2 separate regions of the Homo sapiens genome follow, and region 2 is linked to region 1. Evidence: chromatin loops called from intact Hi-C (ENCODE). Cell type or tissue: Panc1. All regions are shown on one strand. Links, peaks and the distances in the headings refer to the core of each region. The heading gives the core; the rest is flanking DNA.

What was found. Hi-C counts contacts between places; a loop is a spot of excess contacts. Peaks named below come from ENCODE experiments on the same cell type or tissue, not always from the same donor. Only the 100,000 strongest peaks of a DNase experiment are listed, where the experiment ranks them.
Region 2: it touches region 1 in a loop (3-fold over the local background); 22 of 110 quality-filtered maps call a loop at or near these places.

The regions. Positions count from the first base shown.
Region 1 is chr10:77,502,873-77,508,249 of GRCh38, reverse strand. The region is part of intron 1 of KCNMA1 (potassium calcium-activated channel subfamily M alpha 1); the gene reads left to right. Among named protein-coding and RNA genes, the nearest start is that of KCNMA1, 130 kb to the left of the region's middle. In Panc1, for the core only: CTCF peaks have their summits at 2,843 and 3,043; DNase peaks (open chromatin) are centred at 1,781, 2,279 and 3,219; H3K27ac peaks cover 4,889 bases.
Region 2 is chr10:77,623,052-77,628,428 of GRCh38, reverse strand. All of the region lies in intron 1 of KCNMA1 (potassium calcium-activated channel subfamily M alpha 1), which reads left to right. Among named protein-coding and RNA genes, the nearest start is that of KCNMA1, 12 kb to the left of the region's middle. In Panc1, for the core only: CTCF peaks have their summits at 1,974 and 2,175 (motif pointing right); no DNase peak of the experiment used is centred there; H3K27ac peaks cover 4,896 bases.

The sequences.
Region 1 (5,377 bases), core at 196-5,195:
GAGCTGAGATCGTGCCACTGCATTGCCGGCTGGGTGATACAGTGATACCCTGTCTCAAAATAAAATCAAATAAAAATGAAAGCAGCAGTTAAATCCTAGAGATGATTGCTGTTCATATTTGAATGTTTTATGTCACTCTTTTCTCTATGCATTTAGATGCATACATAAATATCTTCCTGTTTTATCAATAATTCTTTGAAGCTATGCTTTTAAATGATGCATATTAGTTTCCCAAGTAGATACACTGCAGTTTACTTAACCATCTCCCTATTGTTGGTCCTCTGAGTTATTTTCAGTTTTTCAGTGTTTCAGGTTGCACTGCAGTCAAGAACTGAATATGTCCATTTTTATTTACATCACAGACTTGTTTCTTTAGGACAGATTCCTAGAAGCAGAATTGCTGGGCCAAAGGATGCACATGTTTTTTAAGATTCTCTATACATTGCCAAGTTGCTTTCCAGAAAGGTCATGCAGCTTTCATGAAATCTCACCAAAAGTGTGTGAGAAAGTGGCTTTTCTGTTAGCTTTCCTTCCCTTTTCAAGAGGGAGCTCAGGGGATGCAGAGAAAAACAGGAAGGCAGTCTGGTCCCTTCAGATCTTGGAGCTGGGTCATAGCTTGGGCATGTTGTCTCTTGGGCAGTGAATGGGCACCTCGTTAGAGCACTGGGACAGGGCTGATTGGCACTCTGGCCACCCAGGAGCGTGGAGCCTGCCTGCAGGAAAGAACAGTCAGTTCATGGATAATCCCTTGATATTGGTGCTCTGGTTCTAGTCCAGAGATTTTTATCAGGGCTGACTGCAAGTTCAGCTCTGGGATGGGGCAGTGGGGGTAGTCTGCTGAGCTGGTCAGACTGAGCTTCCTGATTCGGTCCTCAGGTCATTTCAAGGGAACACATTGGAAAGTCATCTCCACGTTGCTCTTCTCCATTGTACGCAATACAACATTTTAAGGAACAAACAGTACCTTCTTCCTCATGAACATTATTCTGTTTAACAGGGAGCCAAACGAAGTTGCAAGAGTCCTCATTTTCCCATGGTGTTCCATAGAGCTGTTTGTATTTTTAATAAAAAACTAATAATTCAGAGGCTGCAAAGCATTTGTTTTTAAATTTAAAAATGTTTTATAGACTATGGAAACAAAAGTTTGCTTCCCCTGCCCATTTGGGAAACAGAGCACTGCTCTCATTCTTAGGGGACAGCATACACATGGGTCTGGGATGCATGGCCTGCTCCTCTGGAAGGAAGTTTTGCCATGGGCGGCTGGAGGGGCTTCAAACACTGAGCCAGAGAGAGGGTTAGGAGCTGAGGGCTTCATAGGAACATCTGTCTTTTACTCTCTCTCTTCATATTTCAAAGCTCTCTCTCTCTCCCTCTCTAACACACACACACACACACACACACACACACACTCTCTCTCTCTCTCTCTTTCTCTCTCTCTCGGAACATCTTTCTCTCTCTTTCTTCATATTTCAAAGCTCTCTCTCTCTCTCTCTCTCCCTCTCTAACAAACACACACACACACACTCTCTCTCTCTCTCTCTCGGAACATCTCTCTTTCCCTCTCTCTCTTCATATTTCAAAGCTCTCTCTCTCTCTCTCTCTCTCCCTCTCTGTCTCTCTCCCTCTCTAACACACACACACACACACACACACTCTCTCTCTCTCTCTCTCTCTCTCTAGGAACATCTCTCTTTCCCTCTCTCCATGTTTCAAAACTCTGTCTCTCTCTAACTCTCTCTCTCTCTTTCTCTCTCTGTCTCTCTGATAGATGCATACAGATTTGGTATTTAAAAACATCAACTCTGACTGTGTTCTTGGTTTCTCTCTAAGTATAAGAAGCCAACAAGGCTCCTTGAAGATTCCCTCTTTTGATATTAGAATGATCTTGAAAGGAGCTCTAACCATACCCAGAGTAGGGGGGCTCCCTTAGGTTGAACCCCTAGATGTGCTGCAGCCAGTGGGGAGATGCTGGAAGAAACAGATTGAATCATGGACCTGCCCATCAGGGTCATCTGAGGAGTCTCACTGTTGGTGGTTTCAGATCTTCCAGAAGAAACTCTAATTAGCTCTACACAAGAGCCAGAGGGGTTAGTCACCAAAGAGTGATTCACCCCATCACTCTTTGGTGAATTTAACCAAATTTAAATGGTGATAGGGAATTCCTTTTACAATTCCCTAAGAGGAAATGAGAGAAAGAGTTGGTCTTTCCCAAGCAGCATGGTTTTCAGGGACTTGCTTCTCCTGGTGCCTTCTCTAGTCAGTTGCCAAATCCTCGTGGCTCAACTCTTCTCCACTGCTGCTGTCTCTTTTCTAGTTCAGGCTTCCATTGCTGCTTGCTTGGACTCTTGCAGTACTCTTCCAGCTGGTCTCGTGACTCTGTCATTTCTGATTAGTCATACATCTTACTACCCACTTAAACTTTCTAAATGTTAGCTAATTACTTCACTTTCCTCCACAAATACTCTTTCATGGCTCCTCATTAACCAAAGGAAAACAAAAAGTCCAAACTTCTCTTCTTGGTGCTCAAAGATCTCCATCATTCCTCCCTGTGTTCCTGGGCTGCAACCCACATAACTAGTCACCCCTATCTCCTGCCTTATGTGGGAGTTCATTTTATCTTTTCTGCTTTCTTGTCTGTGTATCCTGAAATTCCACTCATTCTTCATGGCCTGGGGCTAAAGCCAGGAAGCTTCTGTTTTTGATGTTCTAAGTTAGAAGTAACATCTCTCTCCTCTAACTAATGAGCTTCCCCCCAACCAAAGCTTCTACCCCATTTCCTCTCTAATGGCACTAATCTTTTGTATCTTCTGTTAGGGTTTTTGGAATACTAGTGACATCTCCTAGAGCCTTGTAAAGCTCTTATTTGCCTTCAAGTGCCCCCCATTGCCAGGGCATGGAGCCTTGCACAGGGCAAATATTCAGCAATGTTGGATGAATAAATGAAGAGTGACCAAGGGTTGCCAGTGGTAGTCAGTCTTTATTTTCACCCCGCACTGCTATTTGCCCTGTACTCACTTGGACTGGTTCCTGCTGGTGAGAAACTTGCTACCCAGGTACCACTTATTTTAAGCACATTTATGCATTTCCAGGCACGTAGCAAGGGGGCAGCAGGTTAGTGATTCATGAGTAGGTGGAAAAGGTGATTGCCTTGAGAGCTGCTGACTCAGCCGCCAGCCGTTAACCCTGGTGCTCCTCTGGGCCCTGAATCAGTGAGTGGATGGCATGAATGAACAGATGGCCAAGGAATCTCAGGAGACCCGAGTCTCCTGGATTTGGACTTTCCAGCATTAGAGGTGCACAGCCCAGAGCCTCACAGGGAATGCTAGAAGCTGCAGTATAATCATGGCACATTTTCCTGGAGAACCAGTTCTTCTTGAAGGTTTGGGAATGAATATTATTTTGTATTCAATCACATTTGTCATGAGGAGGAATAAAATATGCATACATATTTTAAAAGATAAAATGCAACAATTTAAAGAAGCTTCCTGGCTGGACATGGTGACTCATGCCTGTAATACCTAGTGATTTGGGAGGCTGAGGCAGGAGAATTGCTTGAGCCCAGGAGTTCATTGCATCATAGTGCAATGAGCTATGATTGCACTACTGCAGTCCAGCATGGGCAACAGAGTGAGACCCTGTCTCTAAAAATATAACAAAAATAAAAAGATAAAATTTAAAATATATATAAAGAAACTGTCTGCTTGTGGAAGGCTTGCTTCAAATTCTAATCCAGACTCCCTGAGGTAGGAGGTAAAAGTTTCTTCTTTTCTGCCTTCAGGGCTGTCATGGGAAAGTTTGCAAGGATCTGGGCTAGTCTGGCACCCCTCTCGGTTGCTCGGTTCCCCATCACTGCCTTCCCACTCCATGGCTTCTCCTCTGCAGGGTGTAGACTATGATGAAGGTTACACTTGAAGAGCAGTGAAACAGAACTGGGTTCCAATCCTGCCAGCTGCACAGACACCATATCTGGAGGGTGATGGGGCAAGGGACATGCTCACTCTCCCTTTCCAGAAGAGATAAAGCCATATGGGCAACCTGCTATCACTGTGAAAAGTGAGTGGAATAAATTGTATAGTGAGTGAAGTGTAAGCTCATGGCGGCAGTGTAAGAAACACATTCTTGCCAGGCAGGCAGATAACCAAGAAAGGACAATTGGGAACACGTCAGCTGATGGAGATGCTACCCAATTGTATCCCTATGTGGAGAGACCCTCCAGCACCATATCCCAGCCACCTGCGCCCTGCCCCCCATTGGACCCCCTCTTCACTGTTTGCCAAGCTGAACATTGGACATGTCACATGTTCCCTCCCTCAGTGCCTGACTTACTAAACAGAAAATGCCCAGTGAAAACTTAGGTAAGATGTCGCACAGTGTTTGGCACTTGATACCTTGTTGCTAATATGGTGGGGACCCCTTCCAGCACTGAAAAATCCCGCAGCACTTGTGGCAGCTCAAACAGAGAATGTACCAGTCACTGGCTCCCCTGAGTTTCTTCAGAAATTGTTTAAGGAGTGCTGGATCCATGAGGGCAGAGGCTTGTCCCAGTCACTACACTGTCTCTACCTGCTGGAACAGGTGCTTAGTATGTACGCCTGCTCTGTGCTGGGCCCATGACTGCACAAGGACAGCTGACTTCAGAGGATTGCTCAGGATCACTGAGAAATTCATTTGGCAAAATATTGTGAATTTAATGGCCTCTTCAATTTGAAATAAAGCCACCCGGCTTTTTGAAATAGAGCTTCCTTTGGGAGCTTAGAACTAAATTCTTGGCTTCATAGAATGCCCTAGCTGGGTGGACGGAGAATCCCAACATATAGATGTATCTAGAATGTCAGAAGTGAAGTGATCTGTCTCTCCAAATCATTGGTGCTAGGGAGAAAGAGGTGAGCATGCTGTCTTTTTAAAGGATTCAACTAACTCTCAGAGCTTTGGAAGAAAGAAAAAAAATCCAAAATGTGTACTAGGTCAGTTTTTATTTGGAAGATGGATTTTATTGTTATATTTTTAAACTAGGAAGTCTCTTACCACTCCCATTCTCCTTCCCTGGCCTAGAGGGGTGGGAGTTCAGATCCCTGCAACATTTTAACCCAAAAAGCTCTTACCTGTTTACCTTTCTTTGATAGAGTTGCCAAGTGGTCTTGGTTTTGTTTTGTTTTTCTTTTAGAAGAGAGGATCTAGCTATGTTGCCTAGGCTTGTCTCAAACTCCTGGGCTCAAGCGGTCCTCCAGCTTCAGCCTCTCAAGCAGCTAGGATTACAGGCATGTGCCGCCACACTCAGCTCACCGAGCGGTCTTGAACAAAAAACCCAAATTGGTCCAAGTATGGATTATACACTAATGATATTTATCACCATCACTATCGTTGTCATTATCAGTTT
Region 2 (5,377 bases), core at 60-5,059, 120 kb before region 1:
CCGCCTTGGCCTCCCAAAGTGCTGGGATTACAGGCATGAGCCACCGCGCCCGGCGAGATTTTAGGTTTTTGACTTGAAGTGAAGTTAATTTCCATCTGTTAACTGCTGAAGTCTGGGACCATGATGTCTTTTGCAAAAGAGTTTTTAAGGCAAGACTGTCAGTAATATTCTTTCCAGGGTCACTTCTAACTGTACGAAACTATTCAGCCACGATGGGTCTGCATCTTTGCATATCATTGTAAACCAAATTATCTACAGGCTGTTGGGCTGCCTGTATGTGCATTTCAAGTTGGGAGTATAAGATGAGTATTTATTTTATTTTCTGGTTCCATGTCTTGTTCTTGCTCCTTCTTCCCTTTTAGAGACTGGACAGTCCTCTCTGTCTTCATCTTTGGGAGTGAACTGGGGCTGGGGGGTGGGATCGAGAGTGGCCTCTGCTGGCTGGGGGCTTCAGGTTTGTAGATTAGTAGACAACAAATAGCGACCTGATTTAACAAGTGCAGAAGCGCATGGAACTATAAATTCACAGTGGTGGAAGGAAGCTTTGGGGCCTCAGGCCCTGTGCGATTCCTCCCCAGTGCTGGAAGCCCACCCTACCAGTGTGTTTATGATCTCCTGAGGCCACTATTCCACTGGGGACAAACCCACCTTACGATGAACTTGGAAAGATCTTTCTGTTTGCACTAGTCCTTGTTTGCTTCTAGTCTGTGTCTGGGACATGCAGAACAAGCCTTGGTGGATGGTAGATTTCAAATTCTAAATCCAGTTCAGGAAGGGACAGAGCTGGGTGGTGTTTCCATGTCCGCAGTGTTGAGACGTAGAATGACCTTAACCTTAACTTGTGTTTCCTCCATGAAGGCCACTTTATTTTTCTCCCTGATGGCTTCCCTGGGTTCTTCGTCCTCCTGAGACAGTGTGGTTTCCCTTTGCCCCTTTGCCCAGAGTTCAGAAAACGACCCATTCTGGTTGTTTCTTGAAGTTTGCCTTCTGAGGTCTCTTCGGTCTTGTCAGCAGCTGTGACTGGAGGCTTTTGACTGTTGCTGGGCCATAAATTCACCTCCTTATCAATGTCACGTGCCTTGTATCTCCAAGGTTTAGCCCCCTTCTCAGTTTCACGTGGGGGTTGTAATTTGGGGGCCCTGCCAAGAATTTGGATGTAGGGTACAGAGCCTTTGTTAGGAAACTCGAGTTGGATTCCATTTTCTAGGTGTTGACTCTTTTTCACCTAGGGAGACAGACAGTGCTCTTGAACCTCTTTTTGCATCACTTGAATACAGCCGCTTCTTAGAATAGGAGGCTGTTTCTTTCCCACCTGCTCATTGGGTCTCCTTTCCTCTGGGGCTCCTGTATGCCTCTGCTGTCATCTCCCCTATTTTGCTGAACAGAAAGAAACCAGAAAAGAAAAGAGAGCAAAACACACAAAGGAAGAAGGTGAGGGAGGGCAGGAGGTAGAGGGAGAGGTTGACACCAAGGAAAAAAGAATTTCTCCTCTGAGAGTTAGAGGTTGGATAAATAGCTAATTGGATGGATTTTGGTTTTAGTTACCTCACCTTTGTCTTAATGAATAAATCATGTCAAATGACTTCACCTCCAAGGAGTAAAGCATTCTACCAGTGGGTAGAATGAGTTCACGTTTGGAAAATTTTAGCTCTTCAAACGAGACATTCTGTGGAATGAACTGATAGCACGCGGCCTGTGTGGCTCAGAGGTGAAGCGTTGGAAGGGTTTGTGGGAGATGTTCTTTGTGTGCTTGTTAACCAAGAGCAGAATTCTGCTCCTCTTTGGGAGAAGTTGCCACATTGACGTTGTTTTCTCTTTATGTGGTTTTGGAAAGTGGACCCTTTGTGGCTCTGGAAGGGGAAAAATGGGCCTCCAGTTATTCAAATGGAGAACTCAGAGATAAGTGTTCTAAGGCTTGGAGGAAAGATTTGGAAGATGAAAGGCCTTACCCAAGTGCTAGGGATTTTTATGACCAACATTAGCTGGCAACAGCTTAATATACATTGTTGTTCTCCTTCCTGCATCTGGGAACACTTTCCTCCCAGAGCTTAGAGGAATTATTTCAGCTGCCCATGAATTATGGCCGTTTCTCCTGTGGCTTGTGGCAGCCACAGCCGATCAGGTGGTAGATTCTTGAAGAGTATAGGAATGATGTCTCTAGCTGAGCCCACAAGAGGGCTCAACAGTTTGCCTCAGTCTAAAAAAAAAAAACCCAATCATTTCTTAAGTTCTTTCACAACCCTGTTTTCTCCATAGGATTTACTTTTTAACTTCAGTATTTTATATTTTGTCCTTAATCCCAAATATACTACATGTTCATTGTAGAAAACGTAGGCCGTGCAGGGGCATTAAACAAAAAGGACACAGTCACATCTGTTAGGATGGCTACTGTAAAAAAAAAAAAATAGAAAATCACCAGTGTTGGTGAGGATGTGGAGAAATTGGAACCCTTGTGCAGTGTTTGTGGGAATGCAAAGTGGTACAGATGCGGTGGAAAGCAGTATGGCAGTTTCTCAAAACAAATTAATCATTCAATTATCATATAATCCAGCAATTCCACTTCTGGTTAGATATCCAAAAAACTTAAAAGCAGGGTCTTAAGGAGATATTTGTACACCCATGTTCACAGCAGCATTATTTACAATGGCCAAAGGTGGAAGCAATTCAAGGGTTCATTCACAGATGAATAGATTAGCGAATTGTGGTAGGTACATACAACAGAGTATTATTCAACTTTAAAAAGGAAGGCAAGTCTGACACGTGCTACCACATAGATGAACATCGAGGACATCAGCCAAATGAAATAAGCCAGTCACAAAAGGATAACTTCCACTTACATGAGGTACATAGAGTTGCCAAACTCATAGAAACAGAAAGTAGAAGGGTAGTTTCCAGGGCCAGAGGGAGGGAAGTGTTTAATGGGTATAGGGTTTCAGTTTTGTAAGATGAAAAAGTTCTGGAGATGGGATGCACAACAATGTGAAACATGCACATTTTTAAGTGTGAAGTACTACACACTTAAAAATGGTTGAGATGGTACTTTTTTTTTTGGCAGAGTCTCGCTCTGTCGCCCAGGCTGGAGTGCAGTGGCATGATCTCGGCTCACTGCAAGCTCCGCCTCCCAGGTTCAAGCCATTCTCCTGCCTCAGCCTCCGGAGTAGCTGGGACTACAGGCGCCCACCACCACGCCCAGCTAACTTTTTGTATTTTTAGTAGAGACGGGGTTTCACCATGGTCTGGATCTCCTGATCTCGTGATCCGCCCGCCTCAGCCTCCCAAAGTGCTGGGATTACAGGCGTGAGCCACTGTGCCCAGCCTAAGATGGTACATTTTTGTCTTCTGTGTATTTCACCACAATTATAAATAAACATTTGAGAAAAGGGAAAAACATTCCTCCAAATTCCCCCTCCAGGAGATGACCAGCATTATCTTTGGGCACATTTCCTTCCCTGACATGTTCTTTACGGTGGCGTTCTTGTTTTCTCGGTGGGCAGCTGATATTCTTCCTCTAAAGATTGCAGCCCCTCTAGAAGCACCCAGGCTGACTTTGATGTAGGCCCTGCCCACATTGAGAGCAGACAAATGAAGAGAACAACCCTCTTTCTGCCTGTGGGGTCTGGTTTAATGGTGTCTACTCTTAGAGTGAAGTTAAGGGAGCGCCGGATTTTTGATTTTGACATATGACAAGTGACTAGCTACAGTGTCTTAGACAAGTCATAGGCTCCAGGCCTTAGTTTTCTCATGCATATAACAAATTCTCTGATTTCATGATTTCAATATAAAGCCATTTCTTAAGTCAGATTTTAAAACTATCATTTTTACCTGATAAAGAACCAAAGATTAAGTTATTGAGGGCAGTGAATCCAGGGAGAAGTTCTTGTTCTACTATAAAACACAAGAGTGAAATTTGATTGACTTGTCCCCAGAACTTCAATATTGACTTTGATGACATATTTAAGAATTACAATCTAGGGACACAGGCCCCATTGGAAATACCATCAAACCTGTCATTTAAAAAAAAAGTCTCAGAAATAGGTTTTTGTGACTCTACTATTACTTCTAATGATATAGCCACACCACTATTGAGGTTTTAATTTTAATTTTTGGTGTGGGGGAATGGTTCAGAACATCTTAGATTATAGACTATAAATAGTGTGCTATGATAGGCTGGCTTTGTTGAGGTTGAACATAAAAAGAAACATCTGATTAAAGAGAAGGTCATGCAAATCAACTTACTTTGATCCTTTTCCTTAACTTGCCCCAAAACGCAGCCTTGGAGATAGAACGTTCATCTCAGCCCTGTTCCACGGAGCATTCCAGCTGCCGAAAGCAGGGATAAGATAACTGCAGCTTCTGTGGCAAAAGAGCAAGTGTCTGAAGGGATGATTCCTAAATACTCAGTAACCTCCGAAAAAAACTCCCCCTGAACCGTAAGCAGCCAGCACATCAGAACTTACTGGAATAGTTCTCTTAGGTTACATAACATCGATTCGATTATGCTACCGGAGCCATGCATTAAATTTTAACTTGTCACAGATACATTACATTAACACTTCACAAATCCACAGAGTACCAGGTAGCTTTGGGGTGTTGGTAATTGTGTAGGACTTGCTGCAATCCAGGCAAAAATACTTACTTGTACATTTTGTTTCTTCTGTACTATAGTTTAACTCTTTTCAGGGGTGCAAACATCCTGCAAATATTCTTTCTTTCTTTTTTTTTTTTTGAGACGGAGTCTTGGTCTGTCGTCCAGGCTAGGGTGCAGTGTCACGATCTCGGCTCACCTCAACCTTTGTCTCCTGGGTTCAAGCAATTCTCCTGCCTCAGCCTCCCACGTAACTGGGATTACAGACATGCACCATCATGAACAGCTAATTTTTTTTTTTTGTATTTTTAGTAGAGATGGGGTTTTACCGTGTTGGCCAGGCTGGTCTTGAACTCCTGATCTCAAGTACTCCACCTGCCTCGGCCTCCCAGAGTGCTGGGATTACAGGTGTGAGCCACTGCACCCAGCTGTTCCAAGTACTTCTTACAAAATAAACTAAAAATTTAGACAATAGTGATTGCCACCGTAGTACTGAATACTTGATTTATGACCATGGACTAGATATGGCAGAGGTTTTTAAAACTCTGTGAACCTTTTCATTTTCCCGTGACAGGCAATGCAAGTGCTGTATTTTTAATTGGTCCCTTTTTAAAGTCAGGAGATGAAATGTTATCATGCAAATCTCTCCTAAGTTGCATGGAAACTAATAAAATCACGAAGGTTTCTATTTGTACTCTACGAACACAGACTGTAATGAAACTAAAACAGCTATCTCCAGGGATGATGCTATTTAAATTCTAGGCAGGGCTTTAAAATGATTTTCATGGTGAA